Linked DNA regions of Homo sapiens: region 1 is linked to region 2. The links are chromatin contacts, found by Hi-C or POLR2A ChIA-PET in ENCODE. All regions are on one chromosome and are shown on one strand. Each heading gives the region's core, a stretch centred on a gene start or an enhancer-like site at or near the end of the contact. The rest is flanking DNA. Distances are from core to core; before and after follow the strand shown.

Region 1 (5,807 bases), core at 1,101-3,600, 470 kb before region 2:
TACATAAGTCAATGTATCACGTTGTCACTTTCTGTACAAACCAGCTAGTTCCGGAGGGAAGCAGAAAGCCTTTTTCAGAAGAACCACAGCTAATTCCAGTAGCAGGAATGATAAAGTTGGACATAATCCTCAAGAGAGTAATGAATCAAAAATGGATGGCGGGCCAGGCACGGTGGCTGATGCCTGTAATCCCAGCACTTTAGGAGGATGAGGCAGGTGAATCATTTGAGGTCAGGAGTTCAAGACCAGCTTGGCCACCATGGTGAGACCCCGTCTCTACTAAAAATACAAAAATTAGCCTGGCATGGTGGCTCATGCTTGTAGTCCCAGCTTCTTGGGAGGCTGAGGCAGGAGAATTGATTGAACCCTGGAGGTGGAGATTGCAGTGAGCCAAGATTGCATCACTGCACTCCAGCCTGGGCAACAAGAGCGAAACTCTATCTCAAAAACAAACAAACAAACAATAACAACAACAAAATTGATGGCTGCTAATGACTTTTTTTCTTTTCTTTCCTTTTTTATTTTTATTTTTTATGAGACAGGGTCTCACTCTATCGCCCAAACTGGAGTGCAGTGCCGAGATCATAACTCAGTGCAGCCTCAACCTCTTGGACTCAAGTGATCTTCCCACCTCAGCCTCCCATGTAGCTGGGACTACAAGCAATTGCTGCCACATCTGGCTAATTATTTTATTTTGTTGTATTTTATTTATTTATTTTTTGAGACAGAGTCTTACTCTGTCACCCAGGCTGGAGTGCAATGGCATGATCTCAGCTCACTGCAACCTCCGCCTCCTGGATTCAAGTTATTCTCCTACCTCAGCTTCCTGAGTAGCTGGGATAACAGGTGTGCACCACCACGCCTGGTTAATTTTTGGTTTTTTGGTAGAGACGGGGTTTCATCATGTTGGCCAGGCTGGTCTTGAACTCCTGACCTCAAGTGATCCGCCCATCTCAGCCTCCCAAAGTGCTGGGATTACAGGTATGAGCCACCGTGCCCGGTCTTTATTTTATTTTTAGTAGAGACAGGGTTTTGCTATGTTGCCCAGGCTGGTCTCAAACTCCTGGGCCTAAGTGATCCTCCTGCCTTGGCCTCCCAAAGTGCTGGGAACTACAGGCGTGAGCCACTGGGCCCAGCTCCTGTTAACATCTTTATGTGGAGAGTTACTGGGGACCAGGGACATTCCCCAAACCCACCCATCAATCGTAGTGACATGACGTTATGGACCCCCTGATGTGATGTACCAGGAAGTACCCGGCCCTACCAGCATGATATTATTCTGGCTGCAACTGACCCTTATTCCAATAGAGCATGTGGTTCTAAGCCATTTATAGGGTAAACATTGGGGCAGGGATGGGGAGAGAGGAAGCAACCTGCCAAATCCAGAATGAGGATCATTCCTCGGTACCAGAAGAGAACCAGAAAGAAAGCACCCTAAGTGGGGATACCACAAGGAAGTAAAGCAGGGGCCTCTCCCAGCTGGGGAAGGGAAGGAGGAAGGAGTACAATAGCTTGCAAGGCACAGCATTGCGGATGATGGGAATAGCAGGTGCAAAGGTTCTGGGGCAGGGACAGTGTGGTGTGTTTGAAGAACAGCAGCCAGGTTCACCATGAGATGGGAAATGGACTTGGGGGAAGGGATCTCAAAGGATAATTTTTTTTTTTTTTTTGAGACAGGGTTTCGCTCTTGTTGCCCAGGCTGGAGTGCAGTGGCATGATGGCTCACTGCAACCTCTGCCTTCCGGTTTCAAGCGATTCTCCTGCCTCAGCCTCCCGAGTAGCTGGGATTACAGGCGCCCACCACCACGCCCGGCTAATTTTTGTATTTTTAGTAGAGACAGGGTTTCACCATGTTGGCTAGACTGGTCTTGAACTCCTGACCTCGTGATCCGCCCGCCTCGGCCTCCCAAAGTGCTGGGATTACAGACGTGAGCCACCGCGCCCGGCCCCCCAACTTTTTTTTTGTTTTTAACACAACTTCTCGCTTTCTCACCCAGGCTGGAGGGCAGAGGCACAATCATAGCTCACTGCAGCCTCGAACTCCTAGGCTCCAGCGATCCTCACAGGAGGGTTTTGAGGATCTGCATAAAGCGTGCAGAGGGAGCTTGACTTCGTGCTCGTTAGGACCCGATATTGTCAGCTGCCGCCGCCCACAGGGACACATAAATATTTGTAGACTCAATATTTGCCTTTAGTGTGAAGACATTGCATCACCTGGGTATAAGTAAGGAGCAGAGGCAGAGGCGGTTTAAGCAACAGACTTTTGTCTCCGCTGAGAACCACGGAATAACCCCTGACCTACTTCCCCGTCGTGTCTAATTCGGGTCACCTCATCTCCAGTTACAGACGCGGAAGATCAAAGAAACCGGGAAATTGCGCCGCAGCGCCCCCTGGCGTTCGCAGCGCGTGCCTACACAAGCCACTCCCGGCGCAAAACTGCGGCTTCCCAGGAAATTGAGTTTAAATGTTTTTTTTTCTTTTTTCTTAATCTAGAAAAGATCATTTATTGTATCAAGTAACTACCCAGTTAGGCGTGAATACATTTTAAAATTTTTATTAAAACGAGTATTGGCCGGGCGCGGTGGCTCACTCCTGTAATCCCAGCACTTTGGGAGGCCAAGGCAGGTGGATCACGGCGTCAGGAGTTCGAGACCATCCCGGCCAACATGGTGAAACCCCGTCTCTACTAAAAATACAAAAATTAGCTGGGCGTGGTGGCACGCACCTGTAGTCCCAGCTACTCGGGAGGCTGAGACAGAAGAATCGGTTGAACCGGGGAGGCGGAGGTTGCAGTGAGCTGAGATCATGCCACTGCACTCCAGCCTGGGCGACGGAGCGAGACTCCATCTCCAAAAAATAAATAAATAAATAAATATAATATAATATAAAATAAAATAAAAAGAGTATTGTAGAGATTGGCTGGGCACAGTGGCTCACACCTCTAATTCCTGCATTTTGGGAGGCTGAGGTGGGAGGTCTTCAGCCCAGGAGTTAGAGACCAGCCTGGCCAACATGGCAAAACCCCATCTCTACTAAAAGTACAAAAATTCGCTGGGCATGGTGTCGCACGTCTGTGATCCCAGCTTTTTGGGAGGCTGAGGCAGGAGAATCGCTTGAACCCAGGAGGCAGAGGTTACAGTGAATCGAGATCGCACCACTGCACTCCAGCCTGGGCAACAGAGTGAGACCTTGTCTCAAAAATACATATATTTAGGAATTTGCTATGTTGCCCAGGCTGGCCTCAAACTCCTGGCCTCAAGCAATCCTCCCACCTCGCCCTCCCAAAGTGCTGGGATTGCAGGCGTGAGCCACTGTGCCCGACCTTGAGCTTAAGTTTTAAACATTAAAACCACCTCCCTCCCACTCCCTGCACCTCCCGTAAGTTAAAACGCGTCCCTGCTGAGGCCCTGCAAAGGCATATCCAGGGCAGGCGGACCCCAGGGGTCCACAGCCGACCCACTTTCTTCCCCACACCTCATCCCCTTCACAACTCTCCTCATCCATCTCCCTGCCCTGGTGGGAGATTCCGATAAATCCTAATTGTGGAACTGCTGAATCAGAGGGGGCTGCATTTTCCTTAGCCCCCACCTGCAAATTGTGTGTGCAGTTTTTCTGGGATGAGTGTCCTTAGATTTCCCTGAATTCTCAAAAGGATCTGTGACCTCAAAATCAGGAGAGAGGCCGGGCACGGTGGCTCACGCCTGTCATCCCAGTACTTTGGGAGGCCGAGGTGGGCAGATCGCTTGAGCCCAGGAGACCAGCCTGGGCAACATAGCCAGACCCAGTCTCTACAAAAAATTAAAAGATTAACTGGGCTTGGTGATGTGCACTCATGGTCCCAGCTACTCAGGAGGCTGAGGTGGGAGGATCGCTTGAGCACAGGCGGTAAGAGAGGCTCTACCTCTGAAGAGGATGCTTCCCCACCCTCTGCCCCCTCCCCAGGCACCCACTCCAGCAGTGAGAATTTCACTGCCAACATGAGACATGGGTCCCTACCTGTCCCAACTCAGACCCTGTCTATGATGTCCTATGGCCTCAGCAGGGACCAAAACCCTCACCATGGCCTCACCAGAACCTCCACGTGGTTCTCAGATTGGGTTGCAGGTCAGTACCCTCCCCTCCAGCTCCTCAGGGGCCTCCTGCATTCTCTGGCCTTGGCTTCTGCTCTGCCCTCCCCTCCCTTCCCTTCGCCCCCTTCATTTTCATTCTCTATGCAAATGCTGCCTCCTCTAGGAAGCCTTCCCTGATTGCCCCCAGTCTGGGTGGATTAGATGTGATATGGGCTCCCACAGCCCCTTTTGCCTCAGATTACTCATGTGGCTGGCTGTATATCTGTGCCCCAGAGAGGTTTCTTTTCCTTTTTCTTTTTTTTTTTTTTTTTTGAGATAGGGTGTCACCTTGCCACCCAGGCTGGAGTGCAGTGGCATGATCATAGCTCATTGCAGTCTCAACCTCCCGGGCTCAAGCAATCCTTCCACCTGAAAGTCCTGAGCAGCTGGGACTACAGGCGTGTGCCATCACGTGCCTGACTAATTTTTCTTATTTTTTGTAGAGATGGGGTCTTGCTATGTTGCCCAGGCTGGTCTTAAACTCCTAGCCTCAAGCGATCTCCCACCTCAGTCTCCTGAGTAAACTGGACCCCAGGTGCAAGACACCATGCCCATAAAAAAATTTTAAAAAAATTTAATTTTAAAATTTTTTTGTAGAGATAGGATCGTGTTATGCCGCCCAGGCTGGTCTCAAACTCCTGGGCCCAAGCGATCCTCCCACCTAGGCCTCCCAAAGCACTGGGATTACAGGTGTAAGCTACCTCGCCCGGCCTCTCCTGTTCTATTGGTGCTGTGAGATTCACACCTCACTTGAGTGCTATGGGCTGAACTGTGTCCTCTCCACAAATGTCTATGCTGAAGTCCTGCCCCGCAACTGCCTCAGAAAGTGACTATACTTGGAGATAGAATCTTTAAAGAAATAATTAAGTAAAAATGAGGTCATATGCGTGGGCCCTAATCCAACATGACCAGTTTCCTTGTAAGAAGAGCAGATTAGGACACAGACATGCACTGGGGCGGGGGGAGGAGACTGTGTGAACACACAGGGAAAACACAGCTGTCTACAAGGAAAGGAGAGAAGCTTCAGAAGGAGTCACACCTGTGGACATCTTCATCTTGGACTTCCAGTCTCTAGAAACAGAAGACTATAAATGTGTTTGCTTTGAGACAGAGTCTTGCTCTGTTGCCCAGGCTGGAGTGCAACGGTGCGATCTCAGCTCACTACAACCTCCGCCTCCCGAAGGAGGCGTAGTGTAATTCTCCTGCCTCAGCCTCCCAAGTAGCTGGTACCACAGGTGTCCACCACCACACCTGGCTAATTTTTGTATTTTTAGTAGAGACAAGGTTTCACCATGTTGGCCAGGCTTGTCTTGAACTCCTGACCTCAGGTGATCCACCTGCCTCAGCCTCTCAAAGTGCTGGGATTATAGTTTTGTTTTTGAGATGGAGGTCTCGCTTTTGTCACCCAAGGCTGGAGTGCACTGGCACGGTCTTGGCTCACTGCAACCTCTGCCTCCCAGGCTCAAATGATCCTCCCACCTCAGCCTCCTGAGTAGCTGGGACCACGGTGCACACCACTACATTCAGCTAATTCTATTTTTTTGTAGACACAGGATCTCACTATGTTGCCCAGGCTAGTCTTGAACTCCTGGCCTCAAGTGATCAACCTGCCTTGGCCTCCCAATGTGCGACTACAGGCATGAGCCACGGTGCCTGGCAATTTCTGTTAAGTCACCTAGTCTGTGGTACTTTGTTATG
Region 2 (6,299 bases), core at 1-2,500:
CCGCAACTTCTACCTGGACGGCAGGTGTGTGGAGACCTGCCCGCCCCCGTACTACCACTTCCAGGACTGGCGCTGTGTGAACTTCAGCTTCTGCCAGGACCTGCACCACAAATGCAAGAACTCGCGGAGGCAGGGCTGCCACCAGTACGTCATTCACAACAACAAGTGCATCCCTGAGTGTCCCTCCGGGTACACGATGAATTCCAGCAAGTGAGTTCTGGATGTGGGTCTGGGGGGCAGCCGAGAGGAGAAGGAACGTGGGGTTGGTTGTGACGATGCCGCTTGTTAAAACTGTGTGCAAACCCAGGGTTAATTGGCTATGAGTGAGGTCTCTGCTCTCAGATGCTACTTTTGCACCCTGTTTTGGTCCTGGGCTTGGGAGTGGGAGTTGACTACCTTTTTCTCTAAAGGACCAGATAGTATATACTTCTGGCATTGTGCCCACCATTCTTTTTTTTTTTTTTTGAGATGGAGTCTTGCCGCAAGACTCCCAAGCTGGAGTGCAGTGGCACGAACCTGGCTCACTGCAACCTCTGCCTCCTGGGTTCAAGCGATTTTCCTGCCTCAGCCTCCCAAGCAGCTGGGACTGCAGGTGCCTGCCACCATGCCCGGCTAATTTTTGTATTTTTAATAGAGACAGGGTTTCGCCATGTTGGTCAGGCTGGTCTCGAACTCCCAACCTCAGGTGGTCCACCTGCCTTGGCCTCTCAAAGTGCTGTGATTGCAGGTGTGAGCCACCGCACCCAGTCTGGCATTGTGGACCTCAGTTCTAAGCTTTCTGTGGTTGGCTTCAGAACAAGAAAATATAATAAGGACAGAGTCCTTGGTTTTCCCTAAAATCCTCCACGTGGCCTGTCCTCACTGATGTAGCTTCATCATTGTCACATAAAGGATATACCAAGGTCTTTCGTGTCTTCCCTGACCTGTAGCCTGGTGGTGTGCCAAGATTAGCCCAGAACATACTGTCTCCAGGAGGAAGAGACTCGCTTCTGCATTATTCTCAGGGCTTTGCTGTTCTCTGAAGGACAGTATAATCAAACCATTTCCTGCCGTTTGGGTGAGAAATAGCAGGGTTTTCTCTCTTCGACAGAGTCAGATTTCCTACGCACATCGCAGACTTTCTGTTCGTACTGTGAGCTTCTTCCATGAGCTATTTTGGGGCCGTAACTGAGTTGCAAAAATCTGTTTCCTGGTTTTTGTATTGAGGTTTTATGTTTTGTTTTAAAACACACACACACACACACACACACACACACACACACCACAAAACAACACAAAAACAAATCAGAAACAGACACACATCAAGAGGCCTTGAGCTGACCTGCTTACGTAAAGTATCTTCCTCTTCAGACTTGAGAATTAGCCAAGCGAGAGTGTTGGGGTGGGAAATTGTATTTCCCTGGGTGGAGAGGGCGGGAAGGAAAACAAGCTGTAATTTCAGTTCTTATGACTCTTTCTTTGAGTGTTTGTGAAACCTGCAAGTACAATATGTTTTGTTTTGCTCGTTGTTGATAAAAACCTACCAAAAAAACCTTTTGGCTTTATTGACCAAAAGGGTCTATAAATCACCTTTTCATACCAGACAGACTTTTGTTTTAGGTTTTTTTTTTTTTTTTTGGCCAGTGTATTCCCAAGATTGAGGAAATGACCATATTCCTTTTGATTCATTTCTTTCTTTTTAAAATCACAATTGAAATAAAAAAAATGGGTTAATATCTTCTGGCAAGATGTTTGTTTAAAAGACATTGGCCTTAAATAAAAGGCATTTTTCCCTCACCTTAACAATGGCCTGAGAAATATAGCAACCTCCTTTGATTTTCTCACTGATGATGCGGGAGATGCTAAAACAGAAACCCTGAGAAATTGACCGCACATCCTTGGTATCTGGGACCTTTCCTGAACGGAAGAAAACAAAGGAGAGGGGGGTGCATTGTCACCGTATTTTATTGCGTAGGTTTAAAAAAATTAATATTTTTATTTCTGAAGCTTTTAATTAATTAATTTATTTATTTTGAGACAGAGCCTCACTCTGTCACCCAGGCTGGAGTGCAGTGGCATGATCTCAGCTCACTGCAACCTCTGCCTTCCAGGTTCAAGCCATTCTCCTGCCTCAGCCTCCCAAGTAGCTGGGATTACAGGTGTGAGGCAGCAAGCCTGGCCAATTTTTTTTTGTTTGTGCTTTTGTTTTTTTGAGATGGAGTTTCATTCTTGTTGCCCAGACTGAAGTGCAATGGTGCGATCTTGGCTCACTGCAACTCAGCCTCCCGGGTTCAAGTGATTCTCCTGCCTTAGCCTCTAAGTAGCTGGGATTACAGACATCTGTCACCATACCCAGCTAAATTTTTCTTGTATTTTTAGTAGAGACCGGGTTTCATCATGTTGGCCAGGCTGGTCTTGAACTCCTGACCTCAAGTGATCCACCCACCTCGGCCTCCCAAAGTGCTGGGATTACAGGCATGAGCCACCGCACCTGGCCTGAAGCTTTTCTTTTTATCTTATGAAAGACTTAATCGTACTGTGGCATTTTCTAATGTGGTTTGATATCAAATAGGGCCAGATGTTTTCTTCCATTCTGGTGGCTTATCTGGGAAGGAGTTCTTGATGTTTTCAGAGCAGAGTTCTGGGAACCCATGTTAAAAGGCCTTGGCCAGGCACAGTGGCTTATGCCTGTAATCCCAGCACTTTGGGAGGCCGAAGTGGACGGATCATCTGAGGGCAGGAGTTCAAGGTCAGCCTGGCCACCACGGTGAAACCCCGTCTTTACTAAAAATACAAAAACAAAAAAAAAATTAGCTGGGCATGGTGATGCATACCTGTTATCCCAGCTACTCGGGAGGCTGAGGCATGAGAATTGCTTGAACCCAGGAGGCAGAGGTTGCAGTGAGCTGAGATCACGCCATTGCACGTTAGCCCCCAGGCAAGTGTGACAAGAGTGAAACTGCATCTCCAAAAAAAAAAAAAAAAAGGTCTCACCATCTACTGTCGTTCCAAAGTACCTGCTGGGATGTAATAGCACAGTGCTGCTTCCTGAGATGAGAAGGACCAGATATTTGTGATGAATAAATTTTCAATGCGTATGGGGTATCCACTGGGAAGGGGAGAATTACCTAAAATCCTTGATTCTTCTTGGCCTCTCTCACTTCTTCCTATTAAGCTGAGGTCTCAAATTTGTCTACACCTCCATCTATTTCACCATCATGTCTGGTCTGACCCAGTCCCCTTGAACAATCTCTTTGCTCCTGCTTCCATTCTAGTGACACTGGTAAAAAGTGGCCACCTGGGCCAGGCGCGGTGGCTCACGCCTATAACCCCAGCACTTTGGGAGGCCGAGGTGGGTGGATCACCTGAGGTCAGGAGTTCGAGACCAGCCTGACCAACATGGTGAAACCCCATCTCTACTAAAAATACAAAAATTAGCCAGGCGTGGGATTACAGTGGGCGCCTGTAATCCCAGCTACTCGGGAGGCTGAGACAGCAGAATTGCTTGAACCCGGGAGGTGGAGGTCGCAGTGAGCCGAGAGTGTGCCACTGCACTGCAGTCTCGGTGACAGAGTGAGACTCTGTCTCAAAAGAAAAAATAAAAGTGGTCATCTGATCATATGCCATGTCCTTCCCTAAAACCCTCCGGTGGCTTCCCAAGACCAATGGACAGAATCCAAACTCCTCATCGGGAGGGCTCGGCCAGTTCTCATTCTCATTTCATTCCGGTGCCCCCTGGCCGTGGTGGTCGTTACCGCAGGAGCTTTTCCTGCAACTTGCTACATCCGCTTTCCTCTGTGCCTTTCAATTAGCTGTTCCCTCTTCCTATAATGCTTGTCCCTGCATTTGAGAATGATCCACTTTTTCCCCTCGTCATCTAGATGGCAGCTTAAAAGTCACCTCCTTGGCAAATCCTTCCCGTCTGAGTCAATCATCCGTGCACTCTCTGTCACATCATTTAGTTTTAACTCTTCGATTTGTCACTAGCTGATATTTTTGTCTTTTTTTTTTTTTTTTGAGACAAGGTCTTGGTCTGTCACCCAGGCTAGAGTGCAGTGGCACCCACATGGCTCACTGTGGTCTCAACCCCCTGGGCTCAAGAGATCCTCCTGCCACAGCCTCCTGAGTAGCTGGGACTATATAGGCACACACCACCACACCTGGCTAAAAAAAAATTCTGTAGTGTTGGGGGTCTTGCTATATTCCCCAGGCTCGTCTTGAACTCCTGGGTTTAAGTGATCCTCCCACCTTGGCTTCCCAAAGTGCTGAGATTACAGGGCCTGAGCCACTGTACCTAGCCTTTGTTGTCAATTTATTCACTCTCCCCAACCAGATGATAAGCTTTGTGAGTGTATCAGCTAGCTCTTGTTGCGTAACAAAACCACCTCAGTGCTTAGTGGCTTAAAACACTCCTTTAGGAGCTCTGATGATTTCATGTGTTGACTGAAGGTTTGTCTGGCCTGGGCCTGTTTAGCTACGGCTGATGGTTTAGGGGAGCCTCTTGTGTCTTTGATGGTCAGTGGGGGTCTCTCTCCATAAGTCTCTTACCCCAGCAGCCAGGAAGGGCAGACCTCAATGTTCAAGTGCTTTTCAAGCCTCAGCTTGTATCACGTTTGCAAATATTCCATTGGCCAAAGCAAGCCATATGGCCAAGCCCAGATTCAACAGGTGGGAACATAGACTCCACTTCTTGGTGGGAGAGGCTGCAAAGAACTCATGGTCATTTATAATTTCCCACTGGGAAAGCATATTATCTGCTTTGTTCACTCATGTATACCGGCAGCTGAGAACGGGGGTTGGCCAAGGGCCAGATAGTAAATATTTTCAGCTCTCAGGGCCATATGGTCTCTGTTGGAGCTACTTAACTCTGCCTTTGCAGCGTGAAAGCAGGGTTAGACGATGTACTAACCAATAAATGTGGCCATATTCCAATAGGATATTATTTGCAAAAACAGGTGGCCTACTGGATTTGGCTCCCAGCCCACTGTTTGCCAACTCCAGGCTTAGAGCATTGCCTGCCACATAATAAGAATAGAGGCAATAAAAGAAGTCAAACATTTGGTCAGTATTTTGTTTCTGCCTCAGCTGTTCTGCCACTACCTGGGTGTACTTGCAACACCGTTCTGACACCATCCTCCTCCAAAGTTAGCATCAGACGCCACAAGTTTAAGGCTCAGCCCTCCATGAGATTTCCCTTGCTTCAGACACTGGCAGCATCTTGGGGATCCCCCAGCCACCCACACTTCTGACTAACTGGCTCTAAATTGGGGGATTCCCACAAACTGTTTGGGTTTCATAATTTACTAGAAGGAACTCACAGAATGAAAATAAACCTGGCCAGGTGTGGTGGCTCATGCCTGTAATCCCAGCACTTTGGGAGGCCATGGTGGGAGGCTCACTTGAGCCCAGAGGTTCGAGACCAGCCTGGACAACATAGTGAGATCCCATCTCTACAAAAATTTAAAAACATTAGCCAGGTGAGGGGGTGCATGCCTGTAGTCCCAGGTACTTGAGGGGCTTAAGCAGGAGGATCGCTTGAGCCCAGGAGTTCGAGGCTGCAGTGAGCTAAGATTGTGCCAGTGCACCCCAGCCCGGGTGGCAGAGCAAGATCTTGTCTCAAATTTAAAAACCCTGCTATACAATTACAGTTTTATTATAAAGGATACACATACGGCAAGATCTGGGAGAGTTCTAGATGCAGAATTTCCATATTGCCTCCTCGTGGCAACAGCATGTATCACCCTCTTGACATACTGGTGTGTCCACCAGCTGGGAAGTACTACTGAGCTTCAGCGTCCAGAGTTTTTGTTTGTTTGTTTGTTTGTTTTGAGACGGAGTCTCACTCTGTCACCCAGGCTGGAGTGCAGTGGCTCAATCTCAGCTCACTGCAACCTCCACATCCCAGGTTCAAACAATTCTCCTGCCTCAGCCCCCCGAGTAGCTGGGACTACAGGCATGCACCATCACGCACGGCTAATTTTTGTATTTTTAGTAGAGACAGGGTTTCACCATGTTGGCCAGGCTGGTCTCAAACTCCTGACTTCGTGATTCACCTGCCTCAGCCTCCCAAAGTGCTAGGATTACAGGCGTGAGGCACTGCACCCGGCCCAGTATCCAGAGTTTTAATTGGAGTCTCATTCCTTAGGCGTGATTGATTGAAATCATTGACCATGTGATTCAACACTGCCATTTCCAGCCCCCTCATCTCCCTGGAGGTCCTAAAAGCCCCAACCCTCTGATCACAGGGTTGTTCTTTCTGGTGACCGCCCCCCACCCTCATGTTATCTAGGCACCCCCCCCCCCACAAGTCACCCCGACAT

What was found. A loop is a pair of places that touch in the nucleus more often than their neighbours do. ChIA-PET counts read pairs that join two places held with the same protein, here RNA polymerase II (POLR2A). Pooled maps may share reads with other maps.
Region 1: a loop to region 2 is called in a pooled map, with 2.7 times the contacts of the local background. The contact joins two enhancer-like sites. A Hi-C loop is called at or near these places in 2 of 50 pooled maps. POLR2A ChIA-PET finds 5 or more read pairs at or near these places in 2 of 52 experiments (CD8-positive, alpha-beta memory T cell and activated naive CD4-positive, alpha-beta T cell).

What each region holds. Positions count from the first base shown.
Region 1 is chr19:7,648,779-7,654,585 of GRCh38, reverse strand. No RefSeq gene overlaps it. Among named protein-coding and RNA genes, the nearest start is that of STXBP2, 15 kb to the right of the region's middle. RefSeq lists an enhancer at 5,605-5,654. Within about 2 kb of position 2,350, at least 11 of the 41 ENCODE cell types and tissues checked have a DNase peak (open chromatin) inside an H3K27ac peak, as active enhancers do.
Region 2 is chr19:7,178,227-7,184,525 of GRCh38, reverse strand. INSR (insulin receptor) reads left to right here. Exons shown (of 22, transcript NM_000208.4): 3 at 1-210. Among named protein-coding and RNA genes, the nearest start is that of ZNF557, 110 kb to the right of the region's middle. RefSeq lists an enhancer at 5,232-5,331. Within about 2 kb of position 1,250, at least 26 of the 41 ENCODE cell types and tissues checked have a DNase peak (open chromatin) inside an H3K27ac peak, as active enhancers do.